Linked DNA regions of Homo sapiens: all the other regions are linked to region 1. A link is a contact called in ENCODE Hi-C data. All regions are on one chromosome and are shown on one strand. Each heading gives the region's core, a stretch centred on a gene start or an enhancer-like site at or near the end of the contact. The rest is flanking DNA. Distances are from core to core; before and after follow the strand shown. Region 1 holds the start of ASB1 (ankyrin repeat and SOCS box containing 1). Region 2 holds the start of CAPN10-DT (CAPN10 divergent transcript). Region 3 holds the start of DUSP28 (dual specificity phosphatase 28).

What was found. A loop is a pair of places that touch in the nucleus more often than their neighbours do. Pooled maps may share reads with other maps.
Region 2: a map of CD8-positive, alpha-beta T cell shows a loop between it and region 1 (13-fold over the local background). The contact joins the promoter of CAPN10-DT here to the promoter of ASB1 in region 1. A Hi-C loop is called at or near these places in 2 of 168 maps with a recorded cell type or tissue (both CD8-positive, alpha-beta T cell), 1 of 37 single-sample maps with no recorded cell type and 4 of 50 pooled maps.
Region 3: a map of CD8-positive, alpha-beta T cell shows a loop between it and region 1 (6-fold over the local background). The contact joins the promoter of DUSP28 here to the promoter of ASB1 in region 1. A Hi-C loop is called at or near these places in 1 of 168 maps with a recorded cell type or tissue (CD8-positive, alpha-beta T cell), 2 of 37 single-sample maps with no recorded cell type and 9 of 50 pooled maps.

What each region holds. Positions count from the first base shown.
Region 1 is chr2:238,425,534-238,428,301 of GRCh38, reverse strand. It overlaps ASB1 (ankyrin repeat and SOCS box containing 1), which reads right to left and starts at 1,375. Exons shown (of 5, transcript NM_001040445.3): 1 at 1,183-1,375. The coding sequence starts at 1,231. It overlaps LOC124908002 (a long non-coding RNA gene), which reads left to right and starts at 1,408. Exons shown (of 2, transcript XR_007088163.1): 1 at 1,408-2,768. RefSeq lists enhancers at 627-746, 2,259-2,768 and silencers at 997-1,516, 1,537-1,926.
Region 2 is chr2:240,584,893-240,587,660 of GRCh38, reverse strand. CAPN10-DT (CAPN10 divergent transcript) reads left to right here and starts at 1,345. Exons shown (of 1, transcript NR_103792.1): 1 at 1,345-2,768. It overlaps CAPN10 (calpain 10), which reads right to left and starts at 927. Exons shown (of 12, transcript NM_023083.4): 1 at 609-927. The coding sequence starts at 749. RefSeq lists a silencer at 661-890 and enhancers at 90-916, 855-1,149, 1,201-1,380, 2,371-2,740.
Region 3 is chr2:240,558,894-240,561,661 of GRCh38, reverse strand. It overlaps DUSP28 (dual specificity phosphatase 28), which reads right to left and starts at 1,305. Exons shown (of 2, transcript NM_001370465.2): 1 at 585-1,305; 2 at 1-332. The coding sequence starts at 977. The coding sequence ends at 195. It also overlaps a transcript of ANKMY1 not described here. RefSeq lists enhancers at 87-446, 477-546, 579-720 and silencers at 817-866, 1,047-1,456.

The DNA of each region.
Region 1 (2,768 bases), core at 126-2,625:
AAAGGAGACCTGTGCAGCCGACAAAGCCAGTGTTTATTCCCCAGGAACTCTCTTTATACTGGGAAGTAGCTGTTGGTCCTCTTTTTCCCACGGAACACGCATCATTCCGTCTCTCACTCTCACATGAGATGACATCCTAGACCCTAAGGTCCTGGCTGTCTCTGAAGTCAAAGTCAACGCCAACCAAAGCCCAGGATGGTAGATGCTTTGTCTGGCTTTTTCTGGTCACTGCAGTATCCTCTGCTGGGTCTAGCCAACAGCAGGTCTTCAATACAAGTCTGTTAAATGATTGGAAGGAGGTGCAGAGGGAGGGATGGATGGAAAAGCCTATCTGCACCAGTCTCCAAGTCAATCTTTTAAGATGTTTAAGAAATGTATTGGTTTATTACTAAGTAGGAGAGGAACCCCTCCAAAGACAAATATAGGCATGTAAAGAAAGCCCAGAACACACGAAACTATTGGCGCGAATGGCAAGCTCAGAAATCCAGCAAGAAGGAACTCCCACCACACCACCGGGAAACGGGAACCTGTCCTGACCGCTTCCTTCACATCTGCATGGTAGGGACACTGCAAGGTGGAGACCCTAAGTAGGACAGTTATTTTGGAAGGTGGGTGTGAGCCTTTCTATCTGCCTCCCTTGCTGGTGGGCCAAAGGCCCCTGGACATGTTGTGTCACTGACGAGCTCGCTGGAGACGGCGTCCCCGTTGTCCCTGGTCTGTGCCTGTGGTGGGTGGGAAGGCTGCCCCCCGCTGTACCACCGGACACGCCGTGGGCGGCAGAATGGTGAAAAAGTGCCTGCCCTCCCTAGGGCTACCCTCTGGCTGGCTTTCCTGATCCGTGCGCTCAGAGCTGGAAGGTGGCCCACGTCCTACTTTTGCGGTTGGGTCATATCAAATCTGTATCGGCTAACGGGAAGGAAGTTACGAGCAAGTTCCACCGGAAAGAAAATCTAGCGCGGGGACTGCACTCGAGGCCGAGGAGAGGGCAGCGCGTCCGTGGTGGGGTCGCCCAGCACTGCGAGCCGCGCTGAACCCCACCCCCGGCCTGCAGGGTGCGGCTCCCTGGCTGCCCCGTGGACCCGGCCAGCCCGGGACGAGGACGCAGGACCTCGGCAGGGACGCCGGAGCCAGCCCTTCGCCATCCCCACACGCCCCGCGGCCCAGTGGCCGCGCGCACGTTACCTGCGGAGCCCGGCCCTGCCCGCCCGTCTGGGCTGCCGCCCTCCGCCATGGATGCTTCCGCCTCCGCGGCCGCCCCTGACCCGCGCACGCCCCTCGGGCAGGAAGCAGAACGACCCGCGACCACTTCCGGCGCCGAGGGCAATGGGGGGCGCGTCGGGGTCGCGGCTTCCGGCGGGCGCGCGCCGGCCTCACTGGTTTCCGGGGCCGCGCAGGGGCCACGCCTCCGCTTCCGGCCTCGCTGTCTAGCAGGGCGCTGGCTGGTCCCTTCGTCCGGCGGGAACTTCGCGGCTAACCGACTCTCTGGATGCCGGCCGCGCTGTGGTTTCCTCACATAAGAAGCCAAGGAGTCGGAAAGCCCGTTGCCTGAGGCAGCAGTCTGGGAATTTCGGTCCGGCGGGCCGTCCCCACCCACACGGACGGGGCGTGGCTTCTGCCAGATGTGGGCGGGGCCCCGAGGGCCGTGGCGGGCGGGACCCGGGCCTCGGCCGGGCTGGCTTGGTCCCCGCAGGTGCCCCCCGCTAGCCACGAGCAGCCCCGGGAGGGTGGATTCGGAGGCGCGGGGACTGGTGAGGGCCCACTGCAGGGCTGAGCGTCGCAGCGTGCTGTGGTTTTAGATGAATGCTCCTCCAAATCCCTTCCATGAAGCCCTCAATCAGGTCGGTAACTGATGACAGCCAGTGGCTGACGCGAAGTTCATTGAATAAATGAATGCATTCGTGAACAACCGAGTAACATTTCTTGCACACTCCCAACTTCAAATATCGCAGCGTCGTCCCACCATGAGTATTGGTGTTGGTCCTAAAGCACGGATTCCCTTGGCTCCTCCCATTCTCCCCTGCTGAGTTAGACAGCGGGGCCTCATGCAGGAGGAGGATTTGTACACAGCACAGCAGGAGGCTGATGAGGGAGTCCGGAGACCCCAGCAGTCGTGGGCGTGAGCTGCTGGCTCATCCGTGTGTACAACATTCCAGACTGGAGTAAGGGAAGCCGCAGGCGCAGCCCCGCGAGTGCCCCTGCTGAGGCTGGCCCTGGGTGGCCCAGATGCACCAGGGGGCCCACTGGGGGCAGACCTGGCAGGCCCTGTGGGGGTTGGAGGCGGGAGTGGGGGTACTTCCTACAGTGGTGTTTGGTCTTGATGACAGCAGAGAGCACCACTGGCATGAGGGACAGGTGACTCCGATGATGACGCTGCCAGGCCAGGAGCCAGGGGTGTGCCCAGCCCCTGGCTCCACCACAGCTGCACATCCCGAACTCGGAGCTTCAGCAACTCCGAAGCCTGAAGCCGCCTCACGTGTTGTTGGATGGATGAATGGATAAACGAAATGCCGTCCATCCATACAATGGAATCGTACTCAGCCTTAGAAAGGAAATGCTGTCCGTCCATACAATGGATTCGTACTCAGCCTTAGAAAGGAAGGGAATCCTGACACACGTCACAACACGGATGACCTTGAAGACGTTATGCTGAGTGAGATAAGCCAGCCACAAAAAGACAAATACAGTACTGTGTGATTCCAATTATTTGAGGTCCCTGGAGCAGTGAAATGGTGGAGCGGAATGGGGGTTGCCAAGGGCTGGGGGAGTGG
Region 2 (2,768 bases), core at 96-2,595, 2.2 Mb before region 1:
AGACTGGCGGCCATCAGTTGTCTCCGCTAAGACCGCATCCACTTAGGGCAAGGTTGCTCCCTGGGCAGTCTTATTCAGCAGATAAACCATTTCTAAAAATATGAACACAGCACTCGGCCAGGGCATCCCTTGGAGGTGCCATTTCTAGGTGTTACAACTGGAAAGGCAGGTGCACAAAATCCAAAACTGAAATTCTATCACGCTTTGCTTTGTGGGCTCGGCCTAGCCACTTCAGAGGGGCACGAGCGGCCCTCTCTGCGGGAGGAGCAGACACAAACGCTCTTCAGGGCGAAAGCAAACAGGTGGGGCGGGGTTTGGGGCTCTGTTAAAACGCCTCTCGCAGCGCTCTGAGCCTCCTGGATTGGAGCTCTCGCAGGCGGAGGCCACGACCTAGTTTAGCGTCCTTAGGGTAGCGCCGAGTCCTGCTCGTTCTGGGCGGGGGTATGAAGGAGGTACGAAAAGAGGGGGCCGGGCGCCCACTTCTGAGGAGAACAACGGCGGACCCTGCGTTCGGAGCTACCCTGGCCGCCCACCCCGCCCCGCTCCCTGCGAGGAGCGGAGATCTCAGAAACCAGAAACGGCGCCCACCGCACCCCACACGGCCCCACCTGGGGCCGCCTCCACGTGATGTCCTCGCGGAACTGGGCCAGCGGCGTAGACAAGTCGCAGAAGAGCGAGGAGTCCGCGGCGGGGAAGGCGGCGTCCCGGAACAGCTCCCTCGCCGGCGTCGCGCCCCGGCCCGCCCGCATCCTCGGCTCCGCGGGCTCCCATCTGCAGCCGGTTGCCTCGGGGTCGCAGCCCCGGAGAGAAGGCGAGTCAGCCGCCGCCGCCTCCGGCCCGCCCCGCCCGTTCCCCGCCCGGCCCAGCCCTCCAAGCCCGAGGGCCCCGCAGGTGCTGGACCAGGCCAGTACGCCGGCCCGCTAGTCTCCCATTGGTAACCAGGCGGCAGCCAACCGGGCGTGGGGTCTCGGGTCACGTGACAGGCGGCCCAATCGCACTCGCGCGACGGAAAGCGCCACGGACGTCGGAGGCCCAGGGGGCGGGGCTCCCGAGCTCCGCTCTTTCGTGGTCGGGCGGCGGACCGCACTGTATTTTTTCCTTCCGGGGGCGGCGGAGCCCAGGGCTATCCCGGCCTCCGCTCATACCCGGAGGGCCGGCAGGCGTTCAGTCCTCCAGCCGGTGAGGCTCGGGCCGGGGTGTCGGGACCGCCTGAACACGCGGGCTCTGGGAGCTTCAGGGACCAGGGAGCCACCTCGGCCGAGTTGCGTCGCAGACTACAGCTCCCAGCATGCGCCGCCGCTCCCAGCATGCACCTTCCTCCCGAAACGCGTCTCTGCTTCCGGCGCTCTGCTGCGGAGGCCGTGGCCGCGGGTAGTTGGGAGGAACCGAGATTTACGCTTGGTAAGGCAAGTTGCGAGCTGTCCGGCGCCGGTCGAGTTCCTGCCGCCGTCGTCGTCAGGCAGGGGAGAAGGGGGCCTCAACCCCTCTAGTGACAGCTGTTTGCTACCTAATAGGGCTTTTCATCCCACCGGGCCCCAGGGCCTTCGTTAGGAGCCCAGCAGGCTCAACTTCTTGCTGTGGTTCTGGAAAAGGGAGTGACCACCTGGCTCAACACCTCTCTCTGTGATGTGTTTGGGAGTTTTGGGAAATGAGACGGCTCCGAGGGAAGAGCTTGAGGGAGCGGCGTCGCACTCGTTCGACCTTCCCGGGCCTGGGCTTTGTTTCTAGGCATTTTAGGTTGAACGCTCTACATCTTAACTGGGGGCAGGGGAGGTGGCCAGAGCATCCCGCTGAGCGTTTTCCGATTCCCCAGATGGCCAGGCACCTGGTCCTGGTGGCTGGACAGTGACCCCGTGGACGCACATTTACAGCTATAGCCATTCAGTGCCGCGGGGAGGTGAGGATAGTGATCCTGGGACCTGCTCGAGGATTCACCCTTGCCCCAAGAACCTGTTCCATTCCCAGGAATGAAGGCGGTCAGGCAGGGGAGGAGAAGGGGGCCTCAACTCTTCTAGTGACAGCAGTTTGCCACCTAATAGAGCTTTTCAGATTTTGCCTCCTCAGGCCATTTTACTCAGCCTCGGACTATCAAGGATGGTCACATTGAAGCTGTTTTTCTGCAGTCAGGAGCGAAAAGTCCCGGCTGTTGAAGGAGAAACTGAATCTGGTTCAGGAGTCCCAGGTTCCTCCCTCTGAGAGGCCAGGTGGGGCCTGCGTGAGTAGCAGTTGTTCAGGTGGCAGGACACTGCTGTTTTCATCCCACCTGGCCCCAGGCCCCTGATTAGGGGCCCAGAGTGCTTATGTACTTGCCTCGGTCTGAGAAAGGGAGTGACTGCATAGCCCAACACCTGTGGGATGCCTCACTGCCCAGATGTTTCATCTCCGGGATGCTTCATTGCCCATTCAGCACCCTCTATGGTGCTGACTCTTCCGGAAGATGTTTCTGATTCCTTGCTAGGCTGGTGGTTGCACCATAGCTGAGAGGACTCAAGAAGAGCCTGGTCTCAGCTTCACCTAGGAGTCCCGGAGGAGTAAGAAACACGTATCTTTCCTGTTCTGGGCACATATGGGTGGGTAGCAGAGCTGAGGCTAGCTGAGGATCCCGACTCTCCTTTGGGAGCCTTTGTTGTGCCGCTCTCCCAGGCTGATCAGATCTGGAGAGCTAACAGCTTCCTGTGGCCACATCTGTGTCCAAGGCTGGGCCCATGCCTGTAGCCAGATTGCCAGGATCTGGAAGGGGCCAAGAGACAGCTGGTGCTGGGTAGGCA
Region 3 (2,768 bases), core at 56-2,555, 2.1 Mb before region 1:
CCAAATGTATTTCTTTTTGTGTCTGTAAGATAATTTGTGCATCACCTCAGCCGGAAATATAAAATTAAAAGCACTATGTTTCACACACACACACACAAAGGAAAACTCGATATGACAGTGAGGAAGAAGGGTAAAGACCAGCCTTCTGTATCAGTGCAGGGACATCCTTCCTCCAGGCAGCAGGCCTTCAAGCTTCAAGCCTCAGGGCCCAACCCTAAGGCTGGGGGCTCTCCCTGCAGGCAGGACTGGGCCTGGAGGGCCTCCTCATACTTCTGGAGCTGAGACCAGAAGCCCGGGTTCGGTTCTGCTACCGGGCGAGCGCTCTTCACCATCTGCAAACAAGAAGTGTACTGAATAACCCCAAGTCGCGCTAATGGCCAGCAGGGGCCAAGGCGGGCCCAGCTGTAAGAGTGGGCCCCGCCCAACCCGGAAGTGCCTCTCTGCTTCCCTAAGCCCGCCCTCACGAGAGAGACCCGCCCCTCCCGGAAGTGCCTGTCCCAATCCCGAAGCCGGCCCCGCCCGGAAAACTCGTCCCCGGAAGACACGCCCCTCTCGAAACACCGCCCCCCTAAAGGCCCGCCCACCTGGAAGGCCTTCGCCAGGCTGAGGCCGCGGTGCCGCATGAGGTACGCGGTGCAGACGGCGGCCGAGCGGCTGCGGCCGTTCTTGCAGTAGACTAGGCAGGCGCCGCCGGCGCGCACCGCGGCCTCCATGGCGGCGCACGTGGGCTCCAGGTGCGCCAGCAGGTCCTCAGCCGGGTCGTCGAACACGGGCACGCGCAGCTCTGCCACGCCGGGCGCGCGCGGGCCGGGCTGCTGGCGGGAGACGTTGACGCACAGCGTGACTCCCGCGCGCGCCAGCTGCTCCTCCGCGCCCGCGGCTCGCGCGCTCCCGAGGAAGAGTGAGGGCGCGACGCGCACCAACGGTGGAGGTACGGGCGAGGCGGCCCCGCGGCGCCCAGCTTCTGCCGGTCCCATGGCGCCCGCCGAAGAGTCTGCTTTTGGGCCCTGAGGATCTATTTTGGGGGCTCAGGCGCCCGCCCAGGAGTCTATTTGTGGGAGCCGGGCGGGCCGCCGGGCGCCCCCGGGTCCTAGAGGCCTCCGAGGTGGACCAGGCTGGGGCTTGGGTCCCCCGCGGGCGCTGGGCCGGGACAGGGGGCTTGGGTCTCGTTGGGGCCGGGGCATGGCGGGAGGTTTGGGCCTCACCAGGGCGCCGGGGCCTTGGACCGCTCTGCGTCCCATGTTCTCTGTCCCCGGGCGCCGTCCTCCCCGCCCCCGCGGCCTGTGGCACTGGGCTTGCGTCTGTGGCTCTTGGGCGCAGCGCCCTGCCCGCTCTACTGCGGCGTCTGGCGCGGAGGCGTGGCTTGGCCGGGCCCGCCCACTTCGCGTCCGCGTCGTTCGGCTAGGGCCCCGTGGCTACCCGGTGCACGTGGACGGCGGGCTGCGTGGTTCCCGTGTCTTCACCCTTTCCCTAGTGACTGCGTTGTCGGCTTTACGTTTATTCCTTTTTGTGGCCCGCTTTGTAATTGGTGCATTTTTTTCTATGTATTATAACACATGGCTCATAAAATAAAACTAATTTCTATTTTCATCACTTCTTCATAGACCACACTATTCCTTTTGCTGTTTCTAAGTAATTTATTGGGGTCAGCATTGTAACTTTAAAAAATTTAATATCACTTAATGTCCATGAAATTGCCATTTAAGACTCCTTCAATTTTTCTGACATCTGGTAATTTTCAGGCAATGGATACACTGAAAAGCAACTGTCTCAACAGCCCTACAGACATTTAGCAATTGAAGTTTCAGTTGCATACAGTCTCTCTCTGGGTTATCGTCATTGCTTTGTCCATCAGCCTTCTAGCATTGGTAACTGTCAGATCTTTATTGCAGCCTGGGGTTCACTCTTGAGCTAAAGACTCAAATATGTCTGCAGCCAGGTCTTCCCTGGTTGCAGCTCCAGACATCACCTCCGTGGAGGTCTTATCAGCATCTGTTTCCCACTTCCTCCACCCTAAGGAAGGACTCCAACTTTCCTAGGATGGAGGAGTGGAATTCCCTTTTTTTCCCTGGCGTTCATGGGAGCCATTGATTAGGTTGGGACACTGTCTCCCTCCGCTTTCTAGGAGTTGGCTCTGTCTCTGGCCAAAAGTGAAGGCCACACTCCCGTGACTGCTCTGGGAATGAGCTTGGTGTCTAATAACCCATGAAGGAGAGAGCACTTTGGAAGGCTCCTCTGTTCTCTCATGGCCATAAGGGGAAGCCAGCCTTGGGTGAAAGCAGAGGAGATGGGAGAGCCAAGGTCCTTGATGCCACTGTTGGGCCACTGAAATGAATCAAACAAAACCTGAAGTCCCTCCTCCTCCTGGACTGTTTCATGAATCATCATCACCCTTTACGGTTGGAGGATGGTTGAGGTGGGTTTTCTGCTCCAAAGCCTGCTACTTGAACCATCATGCTCCCACTCCATTGAGGTAATGGATTGGGAACCAATTCATCCTAAGTGTCTCTGCATCTCATTGCCACACTTAGTCTGGGCCAGCCTCTGTCTCCTGGACTTGGTGCTAGTCCCCCACAGTGTAACCAGAATGTGCTTGCTAAGAACAGAGGGTTTCTACATGTTGGTTCTGACTCCTTAGCAAGTTGTAATTCACAACTAATGTGGGTTGTGAAATCAATTCTGTGGGTCATGATCAGCATTTTAGTTTTTAGAGAAATAATAGACTACATGAAAATATTAGAGTGCATGCATGTAGTATGCCGAACTTT